Linked DNA regions of Mus musculus: regions 2 and 3 are each linked to region 1. Evidence: chromatin loops called from intact Hi-C (ENCODE). Cell type or tissue: gastrocnemius. All regions are shown on one strand.

Region 1 (8,000 bases):
GGGAGATGAGGATATAGCTCAATTTTAGAGTGGTTGCCTGCTGTGCTGCTTGCTAATGTTATGTTATCACCTCGACACAACAGATTTCCCTGAGAAGAGGGAACCTTAGTTGAGTAATTGTAGATCAGATAGGTCTGAGGCTATATCTGTAAGAGATTGTCTTGACCAAGTGAAGTGGGAGGGCAGGCTCAGCCCGTTGTGGGTGGCACCATCCCTAGGCAAGTGGGTCTGGGTTGTGTAAGTGTGGTGAGCATAAGCCAGTGAGTCTCAATGCTCCCTGCTGTCCTCCTCAGCGTCTGCCGACTTCTCTCAGTAATGGATGGTGACTTGGAAGTATAAACCAAATAAATAAACCCTTTGCTCCCTACCCCAAGTTGGTTTGGACCAGTGTTTTATCAGAGCAATGGGAAGCCGACTAGGATACCTAGCATGTCCAAGGCCTTGGGTTTGATCCCAAGTACCATCAACTAAGTTGTGAATGTGGTGTGTTCCCCGTCCACGGGAAGACTGTTGAAATGTATTTGAAGGCAGCATAGTTCAGGATAGGTAAGACATGTGCTACCTTCAGGAGTGTTCGGTTGTTTCAGACTTGTACTACTTGAATGAATGCATTTCAGTTTCTCATTTGAACAATGACTGCAGTAGTACCTCAGTGCTATTGAGTTAGCAACTTGGATCCTTGTTTATGGTGAGAGTGGGCTTTTTGTTGTTGTTGGTGGTGTTTGTTTTGGTTTTTAATACTGTGGGCTTAATGCTCTTCTTGATCATGGGTCTGCAAGTTTCTCCTGTGAAAGGTCACGTGACTATTCCAGGCTTTGCAGCTCATCTGGTCTATTCTCAGTAATTCTGCTGTCACAGCCGCATAAAAGCACCAGACAAAATGCAAAAGTGAGTGATAGTGTCTACTGCTTAATAAAGTTTTACTTATGAGCACTGAAGTCTGAATATTACATAATTTAAAACATAAAAACCACCTGGCATCTTCTATAGAATCCCTAGCTTTTAATTTTAAGAGCCAGAGGAGTATGTTCAAGCATACATAGCCTGTGCTAGCTACATACCAAGTTCCATATAGCCTAGGCTATACAGCAAGATCCCATTTCCAAAAACAAAGGAAGAGAAAAAAGAACCTTTTTGTTTTGTTTTGTTTTGTTTTGTTTTTTGTTTTCCTTTTCAGCTTGAGCTGTTCAAAACTAGTGCACTGTAGTTTGCCCTTGTTCTAGACACAAGTTAACAGCTGTTTATCTGACTGGCTTAATCAAATGGTTTTGGAATATGCAGGCCCCTCTTCCCACCTAACTGTGAGCTTCACACTCTGCTCAGCTAGTGTTTGTTCGCACATTTCCCTACTTCTTTCTCACAGCACTGGTCTTCACAAACTCTTAGATCATGGGTGAACAGGGTGGCCTGCCTGTGGCCTTGTGTCTTTAATTTGAAGAGAAAAGATTCTATATATAGCTCAAGAGTAACTGAAGCCCTGGCTGTCCTGGAACTCACTCTGTAGACCAAGCTGGTCTGGAACTCGGAAATCTGCCTGCCTCTGCTTCCCATAGTGCTGGGATTAAAGGCGTGCACCACCACTGCCCTTCAAAAACTGCACTTCTTAAATCTGGTAGTTTAAATAATCCCAGAGGAGCCAGAGTTCCAGGCTAGCCAAAGTCACACACCCCAATATAAATGAGTCTGCAGAAGTAGGATGGTTTAGTGATGTCAGTCTGTATCCTGTTGATGTGTGCCCTTAATAATTTCAGTGAGATTTCAGAGTGGATTAATCCAGAGTCCAGCAACAGCCATGAAAATGCTATCTGTGTCTTAGTGCCTAAGTCTGTGGCTACTATGGGTTCTACAGGTGCTGCTGGTGAGTAGCAGTCGGTACCCAGACCAATGGATTGTCCCAGGAGGAGGGATGGAGCCGGAGGAGGAGCCTGGCGGTGCTGCTGTGAGGGAAGTGTATGAAGAGGTGAGATGAAGGCTGTCTTGAGGGGTTTTACAGGAGGGTCTTCTGGCTTTTTGCCAGGTAATCCTGAGCAAATGCAAGCAGGCAGTTGACAGAAGTGTTCTCTTCTGCAATGTTTATAAGGATTGTCTAGATTACATTCAAACTGCCTTAAAATTCAATAATAAAAGGTGTCACACCTTCATGCACAAAATCTCAAGTGGCCTGATTGTCCCTTCCCTCAGGATTGGAACTTGGCTTTACACTCAGATGAGACCATGTAAGGTAGAAGTGTGTAGTATATGCTAGACTCTGTCACTGGGCTTCCGGGTACATTCAGGAAGGTTTTAGTCTTGGGAGATGGGCTTCCTGGGGGAAATGCTTCCCAGCTTCACTGACAGGAAGCACTGCCATTGCTGCTGTTGCTATAGTAACAGGGGTGAGGAATCAGGACCCTTTGAATGGTGGCTAGAGAATTGTAGCTCTTGCCTGGAAAAGAAGGCAGGTTTGTAAGAAGGTATAGTTGGGCTGGAGAGATGGCTCAGCTGTTTCTCCAGAGGTTCTGAGTTCAATCCCCAACTGTCCCATGGTGACTCACAACCATCTATAAGGGGATCTGATGCCCTCTTCTGGCCTAAGGATGTCTATGCAGCAAAGTGCTCATACAATAAATGAAAATTTTTAAAAATTGAGAAGTGGGGGGAGTCTGTTAGTTCATACAGAAAATTGTTTTCCTTCAGTTTGATAAGAAGTTCATTTTTTATCACCCATGTCATTTCTTTTTAAATGAAAGTCATCTAATCAATCCAGGCAATTGGGATTTGTGTGTGAATTGAGCCATTATTCTATACATAGGCAGTGAGTCTTGGTATGGCCAAGAAATTTACAATTAGACAGCTAACTTGCTAGGGAACGCCTGAACTATTTAGATTCAGAAGTTGAAACAAAACATAGCTTATAATGAATCATTATGAAGATAAGCATTTTACTTACCTAGCCTGTTTCTTTTTTAATAGGCTGGAGTCAAAGGAAAGCTAGGCAGACTGCTCGGAATATTTGAGGTGAGTCACAAAATAGCCCTCACTTTGATTCCTGATTCTTCCTAACAGCAGCCTGCACCAGGTTCCTCTAAAACGACCAGCAGGCAGGCCACTGGTTAGCATCGGGGGAGGCTGGGTAGTTACCCATGTCTGACCGTGGAGTAGAGCTCACACAAAGACTGGCCACATGGGCATAGGCAGCATCTTTAGCAGTCTGAGATCTAGGTCTTAAGATCTGGGGGCGACTGGGTTCTGTCTAGTTCAGCATGTGACGCTGAACAACAAACAGTGACTTGAAGGACCACGGAAAACTCAGGTACAAGGAATAAATGCTAAAATAAACCTCATTTGTGTTCTCTCACTAACGAGGCAGGATGGAATTCAGCAAGGGGACGGTGGAGAGAGAGGCTGGGTTGAGAAGTCAGTGAATCCCTAGTCAGTGTGGTGTGTGCTGTGCCACAAGTACGGGGTCTTCCCTCATCAAAACGTAAGAGTTAGCTCAGTCTTTCTTGGTAGAACCAAGAGTTAATTAAGCCTTTAGGAATTCAAGTGTGTATGTATTGGAATTGATAAGGCACCAGTTCTTGTGGTTGGAGAGATGGCTCAATGGTAAGAATATTCAAGGTAAGAGTACTGGTTGTTTTGCCAGAGGACCTGAGTTCAACTCCCAGCACCCACGTCCACAAGTGTAATTCCAGTTCCAGGGGACCTGACCCTCACTCAGGCATATGCAGGCACATAAGATAAAAAATTTTTAAATGTAGTTCTTAAAATATTACACAAAATGCCTATCTGTGGTTACATAGCACCATCTTCTGGTTAAAGTGAGAAATACAAATTTTTCTGTGATAATGTGTAGAAACCAATTACACCTTTGTCACTATGGCCAGTTTGTAAAGAAAAATCATAACTAAAACTTAACTGGTTAAGGAGACAGCACACTATTTGACAGGAAATGGCAGCCAGCAGTTTTTCCCTTTAGAGTATCACAGCACGTGACATGTTTTTAGCAATTTCCCATTGGCGGTGTTGGACCTCCCGTTTCAGATTTTGAGATACATCATTGTAATGCAGGCTGTCTCAGCTTCTAAATGCTGAGGTTTCTGGGGTGCACCAACATACCCAGACTAGTGTCTTTGGTCTTGAGACAGGATCGTAAATCTGACCTCAGCTGGCTTAGAACTTGCTAGGTAGGTAGTCCAGGCGGCCTTGAAACTGAATCCTTCCTGCCTTGGTCCTCCAGGTTCTGATTTCAGCTGTGAACTACTACTATGCCTACCATCTTCAGTGCAAAGTTTTTTTTTTGTGTGTGTGTGTGTGTGTGTGTGTGTGTGTGTGCGCGCGCGTGCATGCCTGTGCTCATGTATGCACACGTGTAAAGGCTAGAGAACAGCTTTTGGGAATGATTTTCCTCTACTGTAGGCTCCCAAGATCCAACTCAGCTTTTCTGTGCTGAGCCATCCTGCCAATGCCAATTTTGAGGTGTGTGTTTTATATATACACACTTCTGTCTGCATTGCTACACTATGCACCGTCACACTGGAAACAGCCGTGCTGGTCACTGGGCCAGAGCCCTGAATTAAAATGCTTTTTTTCTCTATTCAAGCAGAATCAAGACCGGAAGCACAGAACATATGTTTATGTTCTGACTGTCACTGAAATATTGGAAGACTGGGAAGACTCCGTGAATATAGGTGAGCTTCTGTTCCTTTACTCCGTCCCTCCCACCTGCCATTCCTTCTGGTCCCTCCCACCTTCTGCCATTCCTTCTTAACTGATTTTTTTGGTTACTGTTTTGAGAGGGGTGAACATGTAGTTCTACTTTTGAACTACCTTATGATTTTTCCCTACCATATTATTAAGTCATTTAGGAAGTAAAAAACTCATTGTTTGGGGGGAAAGAAAGGAAATCTTGTATATTAGTAGGGTATGCCTTCTTAAACTGACCTGACAGTGACTGCTGCTGTACTCTTCTCTAGGAAGGAAGAGAGAGTGGTTCAAAGTAGAAGATGCAATCAAGGTTCTTCAGTGTCATAAGCCTGTCCACGCAGAGTATCTGGAAAAACTAAAGCTGGGCTGTTCTCCGACCAATGGAAATTCCTCGGTCCCTTCCCTCCCAGATAACAATGCCTTGTTTGTGACTGCTGCGCCGCCCTCTGGGGTGCCATCCAGTATAAGATAGAGGGTTGGGGTCCCTCCCCCATCATGTGATGCACATGTCACAAGGAGAGGCTCTTTCACTTCTAACACACCTGACTGCTGCTGGCAAACTCTGTATTTGCTATGCAGGGATTTCAAATAATTTGCATGTATTTCATCTGCTTTCAAGTCTTTTAAAATAAATAACAAAATAGCAAAAAATATTTTAAGATGCCAAAGCCATGTGGAATTTTTTTTAAAGCCTTCATTGTACCCCATTCCTTTGGTTTTCATTTTTATAACCTTTTTGACATTTTCACTTTTGTCCACTTAACATTCTATGGTTTGTTTTGACAGATCAACTGGTTATTGGGTATATTTTTTGCCCAATTTTTTTTTTTCTTACAGTATCAAAATAGACACCAAATCTTTGTTGGGAATTAATGAAAAATTCTTGGTATTTAAAGAAATCTATCCACCCCAAAACTTAAAGAGAGTCATATTCTCCCTTTGTAAACTGCAGATTTGGGCCGTGTTTGTATGGGCCAGGAGCCTTTGACAAAGCACTTCAGCTTCCTGTTTCTGAGAATTTGTTCACAGGCAGAATTATGTCACGGTCCATGTACTAGGACCGGTTCCCCTCTGCCACAGTGATTTGATGTGAAAGTGTGCCGTCTTTTAGGGAAAACTGTCAGTACTTACACGTGGCTCTGCATAGCTCATCCTGAAACTGGTTATAGAAATCTATTTAGCACGCTCAGCTGCTATTTCCCTTCTTTGACATAGACTCTATTAGGGGCCACATTTCCCTCAAGGGTGAGTACTCTTTAAATATATTTTCAGTTTCTGATTTAGAGACATTGTTCACCACTGGACTAGACTAACCTTGGATGCCGGTCAGTGACGACTTTGTCACACTAAATAAGATGGCTGTTCTAGGCCTAAGACACTGTCTTGAGGGTCAGTAAGTGACGAGTCAGATGAGTTAACTGTGGGGAAACTAGAACATTCGAGCCAAGAATTATTGTACCTCGCCTTTGTGCTGACTCAAAATTGGCCATCCCATGAAAAAGTACCATGACTTCATGGAGGAAGTGAAGGGGGAGAAGAGGAAAAGATCTTTAGCCATTATTAACCTTTTGTAAATACTCTAACTGGCAAGCTTAAGACAGTGAAGACATTTGTTCTGTCGCTTGTTAACCTTTAAACTGTAATAGTGCTGCTGACAAGGGTCCTTGCCTGTAAGGAAAACTGGCACCGTTTCCATAATGAGATCTTGGGCCACCGATGCAGCAGAACTAAAAGCATTAGATTCCAAAGCAGAAGAACTCAGCCAGTAGTACTCATTCTAAATTATGTAGTGTAACCAAGCGTGATCGTCCAGACCTTTTATATTTTTCTTTGTACAGAGGTCATGTACTCTGGGTGTTTTAAAAGAAACATTTTAAAGAAACCCACAGATTGTCATTCTCTATCTTGTTTTCTCACGATTCTCTGCAATTCTTCCCTGTACTAAACACAACAGAGAAACTGGACTGTTTTGTATAGAATACTGCTTCCAGCAAATAAACCATCACAAGTGCTTGGGGGTTTGTATGTACACGATACTCTCAGAGGTAATAATGCATGAACCTATTTTATATGTAAAATATGTACAGTATTCATGTCAACCATCTCTTTAAAAGTTAGCCTATAAATATTGTTGTATAATTTCTTTGGTCAGAAACATTTGGACTAAGTCATGTCACCTGGGTCAGGATTTCTTTCAGTGCCATTTAGCAAACTGTCTTTAGTCTATGCAAATAGCAAAGATTTACAGAATGCAACTGAATGCAGCTTCACTGTTAAATTTCACCTGAGGGCTCCTCATTATTCTTCTGGAACCCAGAACTTGAAAGATCTAAAGGAAATTGAATCTAGTAGAGCTCATGTCTACCAGCCCAGCCGCCTGCAGCGGGGAGACTGCTGTTTGTGCTTATCTGTGCAGGCGCTGAATAAAACGGGGCAGCTAAATTCTCCAGTTCCATGTGCCTCCTAATGTTTAAAAGAAAAAAGCAAAGTAACTTGTTAAAAATTGACTTGCAAAAAAGTAGAAACTGTTGGGTGGTGGTGTAAAGAAATGGCATTTTCCCACCAAGGACAAGCCATCCAGTTGTCAGTCACACCGTATGAAGCAGCAAAGGTGAAGGAGAGAAAAGGGTATGTGTACAAGAGTTGCTTTGCATGGTCTCATCTGAGATGGTTGCATTCGAACTGTTGTAAGAATTGTAAGAATCTTGACTTTTTTACGTTTGGAAACATCAAATAAAAATGGAAACAACCTCTGTATGTTTATTTTTAGTTTAAGAAGAGCCTGTTTTCATCTTTCAGGTACATGCTTTTACAGGGGGCTAGAGAAATGGCTTAAGAGTGTTTGCTCTTCTTTGAAATGATCTGACATTGGTTCCAGCACCCACAGAGGTTCACAGCATCACACACACAGGTTTCAGAGCTATGCCTTTGCTGTATAGAATCTGTTCCCTCAGCTAGATTTATATCATGTGCAGCCATTCTATACTTCCATGTGGCATTCTACAGTAAAACTCACATCAGACTTCATACACACACACACAGCTCTTGTGCACTTCGACTAACTTGGATTGGTGGCTTAACGCCATGAAGTTTCCTAATAGGTTAATAACCAAAACTAGAAAAATAACAGGACATTCCTTACTATAATTTCCACTCAAACATGTAAAAGAACTAGAAGTTTCAGAGCAGTGATTAAATGCAGTAGTTTGGGCTGGGTAAGTAGTAATAACACATGCCTTTAAGCTCTGGGAGACAAGGAGAGCAGCACTGCTATGCTAATCAATCACAGGTTCAAAGCCAGCCTGGTCTCTATT
Region 2 (8,000 bases), 310 kb before region 1:
GTCTTACTGCAGCTTGATGTGCCAAGTCGATCTCCATGGGCGCTCCCCTCTTCTGAAGAGAAAGGGAGGAGAGTGGAGTGTGAGGGAGGCCTGGGAGGAATTGAGGGAGGGGAAGTTGTGGTCAGGGTGTAAAGCAAATAGATAAGTTTAAAAAAAAGAAAAAAGAGGACCAGTGTCTTGATTTGACTAAATTGTCAAGTGATGCTGAAGAAATTGTGGAATTTTTAAAACCTGAGACATGGGTTGCAGGAAGGAAGATTAAACTATTCATATTCAGCTGTGGAACTGCTGAGACAATTCATTCTAAGATTCTACAAAGGTGGTCCTATTGAAGCTTGGATAGCATCATAAATGTTTTGTCTTTGAACTTTCATGCTGTCCTGTTACTTTTCCAAACAAATTTTCAAAAGTTTTACTATGTATCATCTGGCCCTTCCAATGTAATAACAACTATTTGATTTTCTGAAGTAATCCTTCCTTTTCTTTCTTTCTTTCTTTCTTTCTTTCTTTCTTTCTTTCTTTCTTTCTTTCTCTTTCTTTCTTTCTTTCTCTCTTTCTCTCTCTCTTTCTCTCTTTCTTTCTTTCTTTCTTTCTTTCTTTCTTTCTTTCTTTCTTTCTTTCTCTTGCTTGCTTTCCTCCTCCTCCTCCTCCTCCTCCTCCTCGTCTTCTTCTTCTTCTTCTTCTTCCTCTTCCTCCTCCTCCTTCTTCCTCCTCTACCCCTACCCCTCCTCCTTCTTCCTCTTCATCTTCTCTACCTCCTCCCTCTCCTCTTCCTTTGTATATTTTTTGGAGGCGTGGTTTTGCTTTTGTTTCCTTGACTTTGAGACAGGGTCATGCCATGCAGTCTCATTCAGCACTGAACCTCTGCTCCAATGTGGGATCACAGACCCATGCCACCACTTGTGGCTTCTTCTTCTTCTTCTTCTTCTTCTTCTTCTTCTTCTTCTTCTTCTTCTTCTTCTTCTTCTTCTTCTTCTCCTTCTTCTTCTTGTTAATAAAACACCTGATGTCATTATAATATAAGATTTATAAGGATGTCATTATAAATATAAGATTTATTTATCTCATATGTTGAAGATTTAAGGGTGTGGCTTTGGCAGTTGCTCAGCTCTGGTGAGGACACCATTGTTCAATACAGCTGATGATGTGAGGATGGATAAATCATGTTACTGATCAGGATACCGATCAAGCAGAACGGGCCAGTCTTTCAATGTCCCACTAGATCTCACGCCTTCAAGGTCTTACTACCCTAACATTGCCACACTAGGAACCAAGATCCCAAACACACAAATCTTTGTGAGACACACTCAAACCATATCCAAATATCTTTATTCCTCTCGTCAACTAATTAGAGCATCATTAAATGCTAACCTGCGTAACCCTGAGTTTAATCTAACCTCAGTTTTAAGGCCCAAGGGATCATCCTTAAATGGGACCTCACAAACTATCTGAATAGACCGGAGAAGCTGATGAGGAGTCACGATGCTATGAGTCTTTGTCCACATGTTTCAGTGGAAAACATCTGAACGGTCACACTCAGTTAACAGAGATCAGTAACTGCCCATATGCTAGAGCAAAGAAAGTCACCTGCAAGGTGACTGGTTCATCATACTGTCACCACTGAGTCCTCTCAACACATCGAGTTACCCTGTGGTTCCTACAAGTTTCCTTAGACAGAACAAGTCCTATTGTTACATTATAATAAATAAGAGCACAGGTTAGCTCGTTAATTCTCAGCATGGTTTCCAAGTAGCATCATCAGCCCCATCAGAGAACTTTTTAGAAGTACAATTCTGTGTCCCAACAGGCAGTGCTAAGGAGAGTGCCCAGGAAACTGCTTTAACAAGTCTTTTGAGGGATTCTGATGCACACTAACAACATCCTTGCTTTATTTCCTGGCTTTGTAGGAACTCATCAATGCCACGTTCCTTCTGTGGTTGACTTATTTGGCTTAGCACAGTGTGAAGACTCAAGTGTGGTGCATCTCAGTTATGGATTATCCTTTCTATGGGGCTGGAGAGATGGCTCAGTTAAGAGCACCGACTGCTTTTCCAGAGATCCTGAGTTCAATTCCCAGCAATTACGTGGTGGCTCACAACCATCTGTAATTGGATCTGGTGCCCTCTTCTGGTGTGTCTGAAGACAGCTACAGTGTACTCATATAAATAAAATAAATAAGTGGATAATAATAATAATAAAACAATATCCTTCCTTTATAAGGCTGCTTTTTGTCCCAGGTTATAAATGTATTGTGGTTTTGTTCTGCCTTATCTGTTCATGGACACAGAGTCCTTACACTTTCGGGCAATCATGAGTAGTTTTGCTACAAACACAAGTGTATATATACATCTTTCTGTGAATCCTTGCCTACAATTCATTTTAATACAAAGCAAATTTCTGGTAGTCTACTACCCTTGACACCCCATCTTTATTAGAGAAGCCACTCTCTCTAGCCCCTTCTGTAAGGCAGTGTGGCCTCCCTGGAATCCTAGAGAATGCTGTAGGATTTTCTTACATCCTTTGAAAACGTCGGCGTGAAGGCCCACTCTTTCCCAAAGACACACATTTGCCTCTCTTGCCCTGCATCCCATTTGTTTATAGAGCATGATTTTTTTTTTCTGACCCATCTGCAAAAATGTGAAGTACTCATATAGAAAATGTTATTTTTTTTTCCATCCTGTGGGTGACAGGGACCTAAGAACAAAGGAGGATTACAGGGCAGACTGTCTGCTATCATAGCTTAGTCGTCTGCTACTTGTTTCCAACCAAACACACAGTATCATTAGCTCTGCCCTTGGCTTCAACTTAATCTATTTTGACTACGAATATTGTCTTCTTCGGAAGCTCTACAATTTCCTGAAGAGACTGCAAATCAGCATTCTTGCCTAGAGCCATACGTGGTCGTTAGCTTTCCTCTGCTTGAAAGGCAGACAAAGGCAGCATATCATTGTGAGCGGCAAGGTTTTATTTTATCTTATTATTATTTTATTTAGTGTCTGCCTCCCAGCTGAACTACAAGGTAAGGTATCTAGATGCTGAACGTTTATCAGATGTGCTTAATTTTCCCAATAGGCCCTGGAGACAGGAAGAAAACAAGATAACAGGCTCTAACTAGCAGCAGTTGGGATATTCAGACTTTGAAAGTTTTAGCCTGTATGATATACAGTGGCAAGGCAGTAAGATACTACACTCATCTGTCACTCAAAAATTCTCTGAGATGAGACTGCTTAATGAAAAAAGTTATTTCTGTGAGGGCTGCAAAAAAATGGGGTTTTACAACAGCTTTTTTCCAAACTTGTTAAGAGTTGACACGTGTATTTCCTCTAGGAGGCAGTGTTGTGTAGTGGAGATGTGGTCTTTCAAACCAGCTCTGTGACCTTGAGGAACTTGTATCTGTCTCTCTGTCTCTCTGTCTCTGTCTCTCTCTCTCCTTCCTTCCTTTCTTTCTTCTTTTATTCATTCATTCTTTTAAAAAAAATTACAGGATTTCATGTAACGCAGATTCATCTCACACTTGCTATGCAGCTAAGGAAGGCCCAGAACTTCTGACTCCCATCTCCACTCTGAGTGTTGGGATTAATGATTTCTACCACCATGCCAATTCCACAGTGCTGGACATCAGACTCAAAGCACTAAACTTGCTAGGCAAGCAATTTACCAACTGAGCTCCAGCCCAGCCCCTGAATTGTTTTGTTCTGAGATAAGTTTGCACTGTGTAGCCAGGCTAACGTTGACATCTCATTATCTCAGCTGCCCGAATTTTGGGGTTATTGGCATGTGCCACCATGGGGCTTATACAACGTTCTTCACACTTGACTCGATTTTTTAATAGGACATGCACTAAAAAGCTATTCTGAAATGTTAGGTTTCTAAGCAACTTTTCTGTTCCCTTAATATTGAGCCAGCCCTTCCCTTTAAAACCTTTGTCTTTGTTCCCAACATCCTTTGCCTCCACGATGGACAGGGAGACCACGGTCCAGTTCTCAGGTGTCCGTGGCATATAATCCCAGTGGTTTTTCTGTATTGCTTTCACCAACTCCACAAAATCCAGAAAATTTGGCAAATCCCCCTGTGTAACGACTGTTTCAACTTCCCATCGTCTCAGGCTTGTGTTATATCTGACAATAAGCCAGGCTATGAGCAACACAGTGACAACTTGCTGGGCAGGATAGGAACTGGAGCAGAGTGAGAAAGATTTAAGTGAGGGCTGCTTTTGGTGAGTAGCCAGCTCATTATGACACGTTTTGCTCCTGATACCTCTTGTAAGTTGAACAGTCGGAGAGCGAAGCCTCTCTTTCTCCTGAAATGGTTGAGCCCATGCTGTGTACTCAGTAGAGAGCTGTGTGAGCAACACACACCTTGGTTGTCATTCAATAGTTTCATTATCTACATAGAAAGACCACATGTTCACAAAAGTACTGAAGGTACAAAAGCATGTGACAATAAACAAGAAAATAGCATTATGTGTGTATTTATATGTACTTATAAATGTGTGCCATTAACTCTCTATAAGTTCTGCACCCAGCACTATAAAATATATGTTATATATATTTATTATATATAATATTATATATGCATAGTCTGAGCTGAGATTGGTGATGCTTTTAATCCCAGCACTCAGTAAACAGAAGCAAGTAGATCTCTCTGGTTCCAAGCCCAGCCAAAGTCACACAGTAAGACTCCCTGCTCTTCTTTCTATATATAGATATATAATATTTATTACACATAATCTGTACTGACATGTCATTTTTTCCCAAACAATAAGCTTAACAACTGCTTATGCAACATTTATATTGGGTTGGCGATTATATATAACCTAAACACGAGTCAAGGCATATGGGAGGATGCATCATTTAATTAAAGGTACCATTTTATATCAATGGATAATGGACAGAGGCTAAGAGAACTGTTCTTGAATTGGTTCCCTCTTTCCTTCAATTACAGCCTTAACTAAAGAATAAATTAATCTACTTCTCTCCAATCTACCCGTACTTATGCAATTCATCTGTCTTTTGTCATTAGAATCTTTCAGCACCCATAGAACTTTGTCTTTTGATGTGTCCCAGCACCAGTAACAGGGACTGTCACTTGGTAGGTGATCAGTAAGCGTTTGTTTGTGAATACATGGTGTGGTAGTTTGGAACAGATAGGAACAGTTCCCATAGGAGCATATTTGAATGTTTGACCCCAGTTGATGGAAAGATCAGGAGGTTTGGCCATGTTGGAGGAGGTGTGTCACTAGGGATGGCCTAAGGCCACACCAGGCTCAGGTGCTCTCTCTCTCTCTCTCTCTCTCTCTCTCTCTCTCTCTGCCAGTTTTCTATGGATCAGGATGTAAAGCACTCAACTACTACCCCAACACCGCACCTGTGTGCTTCCCACTGTGATGGCCATGGATTCTTACTACCTTCTTAAATCAAGAACATTTTTACCCTGTTAAGTGTTTTTCTTTTATAAGCGATGCCTTTATCATATTTTCTCTTTACAACAATAGAACAATAACTAAGACATCTGGGAGCTTCAAGACTCTGGTTTTTTTCATTTGTTTGTTTGTTTTTTTTCTTTTCCCTTTTTACCCTCAGGCCCAAAGACCATCGCCCATCACAACAGTCTATGGTCAGGAATCCTCAGGCACTCTGCCTGACAGACTTGGATGTGAACAAGAAAAGCTAGTCTGGAGAAGTCCTGCAAATCTTAAGGATCACAACACATGATTCTAAAAAGCTCCAAGTAGAATGGCAAGCTGAGGCATCCAGGCTAACGAAGTCTTCTGGGTCCCTAGACAAAGCCCCATTCTAACCCAGTTGACAAGGAATCCAAAGCTGTACTCCCAAAGGGCACAGGAAGGAAACTGGACTTCTCCCTCCTATGAAGGAAAAGATTTGTGCTAGAATCATGGTGTAGTGGGATGAATTGCCCCCCTGGAGTCATGAAATTTGTGCATTATGTATAGCATTGCCTGTATTTCACGGAAAAATCACTGCAGAATTTCAGGGTCCTGAAATACATTTGTGTGACTGCAGGATGAAACTTAGCCAGCATTCCCCAACCCTGTTCCTGGAACCGGGTTTTCCAGACTCCAGCCCTCTACACCTGCAGTCACACAGGAGCCAGTGGCCACATGTGACTGGCAAGCATTTGCAGTAGGGCTCAGGCTACATTTTCAAATGAAGAGACCAAAACAGTGTACAGAAAAGGCAAAACAGACATGCAGCACATCCCTTCAATCATGTTACATTGATTGATGTTTAAATAATGGTCTTAGCCGGGCGTGGTGGCGCACGCCTTTAATCCCAGCACTCGGGAGGCAGAGGCAGGCGGATTTCTGAGTTCGAGGCCAGCCTGGTCTACAAAGTGAGCTCCAGGACAGCCAGGGCTATACAGAGAAACCCTGTCTCGAAAAACCAAAAAACCCAAAAAATAAATAAATAAATAAATAAATAAATAAATAAATAATGGTCTTTTTACCTACTGAGCTAAATAAAAATAGATCATCAGAAAAGGGATAGGAGCAGAAGCAAGGCAGATTTGAGGCAGAGGCTATGTGTAAACTCCAGTACTTTTGTTCAGTTTGGCTACAAAAACCTACAACTGCTTTGAAATCAAGAATGCTCAAGTCAGCCATTGTAACTCATACTTAGCATAACAGCAGCATTCTGGAACAGAGGCAGGAGGATCTCCAGGTCAACCTGAACTACATTGCTATTGCTAGTTTGAGGCCAACCTGGGCTACAAAATGAGAGCCCGACTTAAGTCAGAAAACAAAACAGAAGCCTGCTTATAAATAGTTCACCTGTTTGATTTGATTTGTTGGTTGGTTGGTTGGTTGGTTGTTTTGTTTTGTTTTTTTGTTTGTTTGCTTGTTTTTACCTTTCTGACGATAGTTGCAGGAACCTTTAAATTTACATATGTACCTAAGTTCATGCCAAGCCCAGTGTGATGACTCACACTTATAATCCCAGTACTCAAGAGACAGAATCAGGAGGATTGCCAGGAGATCCTGGTCAGCCTGGGCTACAGAGTGAGACCCTGTCCAGAAAAATAAAATGTCAAATGAGATATTTCTATTTGATATATTCTTATTGTTTTTCTATAATCTGAAAGAAAATCAAATAACTGCCTCTCCACATTTTACCAATCCCCACCCCATGGCATCTGTGCTCACTATCAGGGTGAGTGTACCAAACCTGCTCAGAATACATAGTGTATAGAACCCTGGTGAATTGGCGTTTTCTAAATGCATTTGGCCAGGATACCCATTTCCTACTAAGCACCAACTCCCCTTCATCTTGAGGAAGACATCTTGGAAAAACACGGCCCTAGATTGTAGCACTCAGATTTTGTTGATTTATCACATGATTCTAACGATATGGAAAGAAAACCTCAGTGAGATTGTAAGATGCTCAGACAGGTAGAGTGTAAAATGCTCAGACAGGGAGACTATAAGATGCTCAGATAGGGGGCTGGAGAGATGGCTCAGCGGGTAAGAGCACTGACTGCTCTTCCAAAGGTCCTGAGTTCAAATCCCAGCAACCACATGGTGGCTCACAACCACCCATAATGAGATCTGATGCCCTCTTCTGGTGCGTCTGAAGACAACTACAGTGTACTTATGTATAATAAAATAAATCTTAAAAAAAAAAAAAAAAAAAAGATGCTCAGGGAGAGTTTAAGGGAAAAGTCTTTGATGGCTCCTGGGAGAGACCACAGCTAGGTAAAAGCTGATAAAAAATGTGCGAGTGTGGGATTGGAGAGGGAAGATGAGCTCGGGTTTCCTAACAGAAATAAACCTTGGCTTTCTACTGCTTGGGTTGCCTTAGAGCTGTGGTTCCCAATCTTCCTATCGCTGCAACCCTTTAATGCTGTGGTAACCCCCCAGCCATAAAGTTATTTTTACTGCTACTTCCTAACTGTAATTTTGCAGCTGTTATAGATCATAATGTAAATACCCGATATGCAGACAATCTTAGGGTGGGTGACCCCAAGGGGTTGAGAACCAC
Region 3 (8,000 bases), 250 kb before region 1:
GTGATGAACACCAATGTGGAAGTGTAAGCTGAATAAACACTTCTTCCCCAACTTGCTTCTTGGTCATGATGTTTTGTGCAGGAATAGAAACCCTGACTAAGACACCAACTAAATGGTTCCCTTTATAAGAGCTGCTGTGGCTATGGCTTTTCTTCACAGTGATAAAACCCTAAGATGGGACCTAGTTGGAGTTTTTACAGCAAAAGCCTCAGGATTCAGTGGCCCAAACTGGCTGGACTCAGCCACCCACACCCAGTGTGCCAATCAACTCAGCCCTCAGGAGACAGAGGCAGGCAAAGACCCTGAGTTCGAGGGCAGCCTGGTCTATAGAGTTCCAGGACAGTCTGAGTAGCAGTGCAAAGCAGAGAGGGATTTATCCAATGTGGGCCACAGTGGGAAAAGAGACAAATGCAGGGGTCCAGTGACCGCCCCCCCCAAGTCCAGTGTTGGGCTTTTGACATGAGGTTTGCTGAGCAGAGGAAGAACTGGACACAGCCAGGAGTGTGATTTACTAAGCAGGATGTTCTGGTTGGCCATGTCTCAGTTATCCCTGCCATGACCTGTTCTGTGATGCTACCTCCCTTTCCTGGATAACGGCCTTCATGTGGAGAGGGCTCAGTTCTGTATGGTCCTGCTATTCCAAGAGTCCAATGGGACTTAAGAGGAAAGGTTAAGAGCAATCAGGTGATGGCGGCTCATGCTTTTAATCCCAGCACTTGGGAGACAAAGATGGGTGAACTCCCTGAGTTTGAGGCCAGCCTGGTCTACAGAGTGAGTTCCAAGACAGCCAGGGCTACGCAGAGAAACCCTGTATCAAAAACAACAACAAAACAAAACCAAAGCAATGCTATCTCTGTGCTTTTAGTAAAAGGGAAAGAGATAGAAAGACGACAAGAAAAAGAACCAGAGGAACCAGGCGTTTACCCCATGTTTAGTTGTCTTTTGAGCCAAGTGAGGACTCAGTGCTTTTCCAACAACCAAAGCTTCTTTTTTTTTTCTTTTTTTTAAAAATATTTTTATTAGGTATTTTCCTCATTTACATTTCCAATGCTATCCCAAAAGGCCCCCATACCCTCCCCCCACTCCCCTACCCACCCACTCCCACTTTTTGGCCCTGGCATTCCCCTGTACTGGGGCATATAAAGTTTGCAAGTCCAATGGGCCTCTCTTTCCAGTGATGGCTGACTAGGCCATCTTCTGCTACATATGCAGCTAGAGACAAGAGCTCCGGGGTACTGGTTAGTTCATAATGTTGTTCCACCTATAGGGTTGCAGATCCCTTTAGCTCCTTGGGTAATTTCTCTAGCTCCTCCATTGGGGGTCCTATGATCCCTCCACTAGCTGACTGTGAGCATCCACTTCTGTGTTTGCTAGGCCCTGGCATAGCCTCACAAGAGACAGTTATATCTGGGTCCTTTCAGCAAAATCTTGCTAGTGTGTGCAATGCTTCTAAGTGCCTGTTTCAAAAGCACAGCATTAGACTATATTAACATTTCAAGCTACACTGAAATTCTTAGTTCTTGGGGACTCCTCATTCCCTGTGACAAATGTATTCCACTGATCTAGTGGATTGGGTATGATTCTCATTAACTCCTGGACTCAAATACAACCAGACTGGGAGAAGATGGACAGAAGTCAGGAACCCAAGTCCAAAAGAGTCATGACTTCAGAGAAAGAGAGCTCTGCCTTCTTCTAGTGCAGCAAGAGACCCTGGGACTAGCACCAGGCCTGGTTACAAGTGTTCCAGAAATAGTTCACTCTCCCTGTTCCCCAGCTTGCTAGCTGGCCCAGCAAACCCAGCTCAGCAGGAACCTCTCAGCCCAGAGTGAGGCTCTGGCACACCCTCTGTATTCACAGTAGCACACCAGCCCAACCAGAAGCCAGTCTTCTTGTGATGCACATGATCTCTAATGCAACCGAAAATGCACACTCCCTCTGAGCTGGCTCAAGAGATGTCAATTCAGACAGAAGCCTACCTCGAAAATACAGAGCATGAAAAGTGCATTCCAGGCTTCACCTCTCCCCCAAGCCCATACTTAAGAGTCAGCGTCTTGTGTGACGCTAATGATTATTAAATCAAAAGGCATTCATTTAATGGAGCCATTTCAAGATCCAACAGTAAATTGCCTTCTGCTGCATAGCTCTGGGCATGAAATGATTACACCACAAAGTCTGAGCCTCTGCTGCAGCGTGAGGCAAGGGTGGCTGGGAAATTGTTTTCCAGTTTGCAACGCCAGCAAAAAAAAAAAAAAAAAAAAAAAAAGAGAGAGAGAGAGAGAGAGAGAGAGAGGGGAGGGGTCTCTTGTCTCTGAGGGTTTTATGTCCTCTGCCTCCAACCACTGTGTCATGCAGAATCATTGTGATAAAGAGTCCAGTGTCCAGATATAGGAACCCAACTCCAACTCAGGGTAAAGAAAGAGACCTACATTAGGCAGCCGTTGTTCTTGAAGCTTAAACAGAGAATGACAGTCTGCAGTGACTAATAAAGCTTGGAGAAGGACAAAGACTCAGCTCAGAGCCCTTGCCACAGGATGACAGGGAGCACATCAAATAGGCTGCAGCCTGGAGCTGGTCCCACACTCTTCCCTTGGCTAACACCAAATGCTACAAGGCACTGATCACACTTCAGGCTCCAGGCCCCCTGTTAACACTTTAACGGAGAGCCCTCTGCTTCTTTCGGTCTTCTCAATACCCTCTACTAAGGGGTGCTATCATTGAGCCCATTGTACTGACTATAAATTGGAGCCTCAGCAAAATTAGTTTGATGCAGGTCATGGCTAGTCAGTAGTGAAGCTAAGATTCAGATACAAGCCTCTCAAGGGTCTTTACTCACAATGTTGGTTGAACATTATCTCCAAAACCCTAGCTAAATGAAATGGATCATGAATATAGCTCTGGGGGTGTCTTGTAGTTCTTATTGCAAAAAAAAAAAAAATGAATAAGAATCTGATAATGGGCCTAAAATATAGTCATCACCACACCACTCCGTTGGCTTCATAATATCTGAAGTTAAGCAATCACATCAAGTATTTCTCCCCAACAGATGACAACCCATCACACTGTATCTTGCCGAACTTTAAAAGCCAGAAAGGGAACCTGGATAGGTCCTTCCTGTTCAGAATTCTACCTTGGTGAGGAGGCTAGGCCACTTTCTAAACTGTCCACTGCAGAGCTGTATTTTAAGAATATGGGTTTAAACTCTCGAGGAGCCCACTAATCCTAACCCTAACCCTAACCCTAACCCTGACCGTGGAAGCAAACAGTTCAGAAATACTCAAGAGGATGAACTGTTTAAGCATGAGTAGCCTAATAATCTAGATGCACAGTGAGTCAGAGGACCCCAAAGGGAGACTGTGTTACTTTGCTATGTGAAAGACTAAATCGCAGGCATCATCCCACCAGGCTAAACTTGGGGCAGGAGCTCTTGCTCCTGTAACTGACTTGGCATGAGTAAATTTTTTTAATCATAATTGTTCCGGAACCTTGGGTGCCCATGGCCAAAAGTCCTGTGAAGAATTTAATCAAACCATGGGCATTGTACCAATCAACCCCTTGGGAAATTTCTAGCATAATTCTGAGGGTTAGAGATTTCCTCCTTGCAAATGAGATGGATGTTATCTCGAATTCAGCATATAGTCTCTCTCTCTCCTGACAAGTCCTGCTCCATTAACTTTCAGTTGCTCCTTTTACTATTCAGTTTATAGTTTTAAACTTTTAAAGCCTTATCAGATGCCCTTTGAAACAAAATGCATAACAGATTTATTTTTAATCCATGAATAAAGACCTTGAGAGGACAAACAACATATTTAATGATAGGAAAGTGCGGTGTTGCTAATGAATGGTTCTGTTCTCCCAATAATGCCCCAAACTAAAGCAGTAATTTCTGCAAGCCTTGTTTGGCTTTAGAAATTTACAGTGTAGCATTTTCACATGTATTATATCTTATTTAGGCCTTCTGACAAACACAGACCGAGTGGGTTTAATACCTCATTTTAAATTAACGAAAGACTATGGCCCAGAGCATTGAAATTGCTGCCCCAAGCTTATATAACCAGTAAGGGATGGGAGTCAGAGCCAGAATTCTATCTCTCTGGTTTTCAGCCCAATTCAACTAACTCATGTTCTCTCTCTCCTCTCCCCTCACCCCTCATCCCTCACCCTTCTCCTCTCTCCTCTCTCTCCTCTCCCCTCTCTCTCCTCTCCCCTCTCTCCTCTCTCTCCTTTCTCTCCTCTCTCCTCTTTCCTCCCTCTCCCCTCTCTCTCCTCTCCTCTCTCTACCCTCTCCCCCTCTCCCCTTTCCTCTCTCTCTCTCTCCTTGCTCTCTCTCTCACAATCTATCTATCTATCTATCTATCTATCTATCTATCTATCTATCTATCTATCTATCTATCGTTCGATCAATAAATAGATAGCTTAGGCTTTCTTTCCTTCTACATCAATACTCTTTGATCATCTTTGGGTCCTAAGTTCCTTAACATTATGATGAAAGATAGGGATCTTTGTTTCTAGAAAATGTTTCTGTGTGCATTCAGATCCATTAGTGTACTTAATTTCAAGGGATTTCTAGATCCCTTAAGCCCAACTTCACATGCACTATAGATTTAAAGATCCAAAGGAATCTTGCTTACACTATTAGCCACCTAGAATAGCTGTGGCATCACAGTAACCCCTGAAACATGGCCTCTAATATAGAATCTGAACTGTCGTGGGCATATATGTAGGCTGAAGGACTGAGATAATGAGTAAATGAATAAGTAGATCCATTTGAGAATGCAGCTCAATGGAGCTGAAAAAAGTGGCTCAGCAGTTAAGAACACTGTTGCTCTTGCAGAAGACCTGATTCGGTTCCCAGAACCCACATGGTAGCTCCCAACTGTCTGTAACTCCATTTCCATGGGATCTGATAATGTCCCCTTCTGGCCTCCTTAGGAACTGCACACATATGATAGATAGATAGATAGATAGATAGATAGATAGATAGATAGATAGATAGATAGATAGATAGATAGATGATAGATAGATAGATAGATAGATGTGTGTATGTATAGATACACGCAGGTAAAATGTATAAAATAAAATAAATTAATTTTTTTTTATAAAAAAGAAAGTCACCTGGAGATTTGTGTCCTACTGACAGCACACTGGGAACATCCTTTCCTCTCTTACGCAACACCTGGTTAATAAGCTGGGGGCAGTATGACTAGATGGGACGCTTGCTAGTCGGATGATGTTTAATATATCCATCAACAGAGCTGATGGGCACAGTGTCACCTTCCATATCCAGAACGACACGGATACTGTAACCCCCGTCTAAATACCAGTGAGAACTTGGAACTGCAGAGCCTAGGAGAGAGGCTCATGTAACAGATTCGGAAAGGTGGCCTGTGTTTTTCTGCCTGAAATTAGTGTCTAGTTATCATTTAGATAACTTTAAACTAGGTTTTCCTAATCTGCGGCTTTTAAAATGAGAGCAACGACACTTCCATTTCTTTTTGGACATCTGGGAGGAATGCCTACTGACTTTCATTAACCCAGGATTCTATTCTGGGGAGGAACATCAGCGGCTTCCCATTAACTTTGCAGGTCATATGTTTACAGAGAGGGAGACATTTCCCTGGCCAGCTTTACTCGGGATGCTAAAGTGTAAGGGCTGGCCAGACTCATGGCCCCGGAGAACAAGGTTCTACAGCAGGCTTTTAATCTGCTCTCTTCTACTCCCTGCACCAGTCTCTCCATGCATGGGAAGACTGTAATTAGTGTCTTTTGTGGACCATAAAGCAGGTAAGCAAAACAAGGAAACAGAATTATAGGATAATATAATGGCTTCAAACTTTGTGCATCGCAGGCCCCATTTCAAACTGACTTCACTTAAAGACAACGGTCTATTCTAGGGGTTATATCTCTAAGTATATTAATTCTCAGCCTCACATAAAACTCCTATGTGAGGGCAGGTGCTTCATACATCGAAGCGTGCAACTCTGTAATTATTAGTATTGAAAGGCCATTGAATATTTTTCTATCAAGGATGTTTTTCCCTTTTGGATTCTACATCCTGGTGGTGGAAGAAAAATGGGATCAACATCTCCTTTACTCATGACCTTGTGGGACTCCTTGCATCTCAGAGCTTCTGCAGAAACCAAGGGTACTGTACCATCCTGTGTCTCCACACCAAGAACACAAGCTTTCTTCCATCCACACTTCGGGAGCCATGAACGGGACATCAGTATTTAATATGCGGCAACATTAATCCTAAACTAAGTTGTGCCAATTTTTTTCATTCACTTGGCTTGATCTAAACATGGGGCCTTTCCCACTTTCATTTATCTTGTTCTGCGTTTGTTAGGTTAGCTCATACAGCAATGACTTCATCAGAGCATTTTCACATAAGCCCTGCTCTTATTGGTTCCACTCTCCCACCCTCTTCCTGTGCCCCCCACCTCTCTTGTTGGACCAATGTCTTCCCCTTCATAGGCCCCGTTCACTTTCAATCCATGTATTTCACATCCCTATTGCCCCTCCCCATTCTTTAGATCTCTTCTTCCTTTCTCATAGTCTCCTTGCTAGTTTTGTGACCTCCCCCAAACATGCACATTGAAATTAAACCAAAGAGCTCCATATGGTGGGCATATTTCATTAGCATAAATTAATTACACATAATGTGATAGTTTATATATGCTTGGTCCAGGGAGTGGCACTATTAAGAGGTGTGGCCTTGTTGGAGTAGGTGTGTCCCTGTGGGCGTGGGCTTAAAACCCTCATCCTAGCTGCCTGGAATTGAGTATTCTTCTACTAGCAGCCTTCCAAGATGTAGAAACCTTAGCTTCTCCTGCACCATGCCTGCCTGGATTCTGTCATGTCCCTGCCTTGATGATAATAAACTGAACCTCTGAACCTGTAAGGCAGCCCCAATTAAATGTTGTCTTTCGTAAGACTTGCCTTGGTCATGGTGTCTGTTCACAGCAGTAAAACCCTAAATAAGACACACAGTAATGGGTTACATTGTGACATTTTCATATGTACAACACTACAATACTTTTTTGTTTGTTTGTTTGTTTGCTTGCTTGTTTGTTTGTTTGTTTTTGAGGCAGGATTTCTCTGTGTCCTCTAATTCAGAGATCTACTTGCCTCTGCCTCCAGTACTGGGATTAAAGGTGTTCGACACTACCTCCTGGATTACAACACTTTTTTTTTAATGGCTGTTGAGTTCATCATGCATGTAAAGTAAGAAACAGAGCTGTGTGGTGATGGTAAATGCCCTCAATCCCAGCACTCAGGAGGTAGAGGCAGGCAGATCTCTGTGAGTTCAAGGTCAGCCTAGTCTAGAGGAGTTCCAGGACAACCAACGCTAGACAGAAAAAGCCTGTCTCAAAAAAAAAAAAAACAAACAGAGATAGACAGACAGATACAGAGAGAGAGAATACCTCACAATATGACACATAACTGTTTTATGCCACTGATGCCTTCTGAAGTCATCTACTTTTTAAGCAATACATTTAACTCCTTTTAAAAACCAGGAAATTGAGCGACAGAGAAGCTAAGGAACTTGTTGATGGTCATATAGCCAAGAAACAACAAAGTTGGGATTCGAACTCAGTATTCTAGTTTCAGAGTCCAGCTCCTGTCTCTCCCTACATCCCCTGAACATGAGATCATGTCCGACTCATGGTTGCCACTGTTAACCACATGATGAAGACTTGATCTGCTTGGCAGGGGTCATCTGCATGGAGCAGCATCCAAATGTTGACTCCAGCTAGTGGTCAGGGCCAGGAAATAAGGTAACTTCCTCCTAAGAAAAAGACACAACAAAACAAGCAACTTCCTCGTCCCAGCAGTGAGGAAACCAAGTTAAGGACCAGAAAGATGAACTCTGGTCAGCAGTCGGGACTTCTGTCTACTTGCCTTTGATTTCACTGGTGCTATTACTTTGTGGTACTAGGACTTGAATCCAGGGCCTTTGCACATGCCAGGCAAGTATTCTGTCACTTAGCGACACCCTGCTT

Evidence for each region. Hi-C counts contacts between places; a loop is a spot of excess contacts. Peaks named below come from ENCODE experiments on the same cell type or tissue, not always from the same donor. Only the 100,000 strongest peaks of a DNase experiment are listed, where the experiment ranks them.
Region 2: it touches region 1 in a loop (10-fold over the local background); 35 of 42 quality-filtered maps call a loop at or near these places.
Region 3: a loop joins it to region 1, with 2.6 times the contacts of the local background. A loop is called at or near these places in 5 of 42 quality-filtered maps.

The regions. Positions count from the first base shown.
Region 1 is chr10:95,546,446-95,554,445 of GRCm38, reverse strand. It overlaps Nudt4 (nudix (nucleoside diphosphate linked moiety X)-type motif 4), which reads left to right. Exons shown (of 5, transcript NM_027722.5): 2 at 1,850-1,960; 3 at 2,953-2,997; 4 at 4,586-4,670; 5 at 4,956-7,439. The coding sequence ends at 5,158. Among named protein-coding and RNA genes, the nearest start is that of Mir3058, 8.9 kb to the left of the region's middle. In gastrocnemius, CTCF peaks have their summits at 2,578 (motif pointing left) and 3,799 (motif pointing left); DNase peaks (open chromatin) are centred at 1,927 and 5,136; H3K27ac peaks cover 4,196 bases.
Region 2 is chr10:95,853,701-95,861,700 of GRCm38, reverse strand. The region is part of intron 3 of Gm33377 (a long non-coding RNA gene); the gene reads right to left. Among named protein-coding and RNA genes, the nearest start is that of Gm33543, 15 kb to the right of the region's middle. In gastrocnemius, a CTCF peak has its summit at 3,319; no DNase peak of the experiment used is centred here; H3K27ac peaks cover 230 bases.
Region 3 is chr10:95,795,450-95,803,449 of GRCm38, reverse strand. No RefSeq gene overlaps it. Among named protein-coding and RNA genes, the nearest start is that of Gm33377, 18 kb to the left of the region's middle. In gastrocnemius, a CTCF peak has its summit at 4,905 (motif pointing left); DNase peaks (open chromatin) are centred at 1,833 and 2,560; H3K27ac peaks cover 4,317 bases.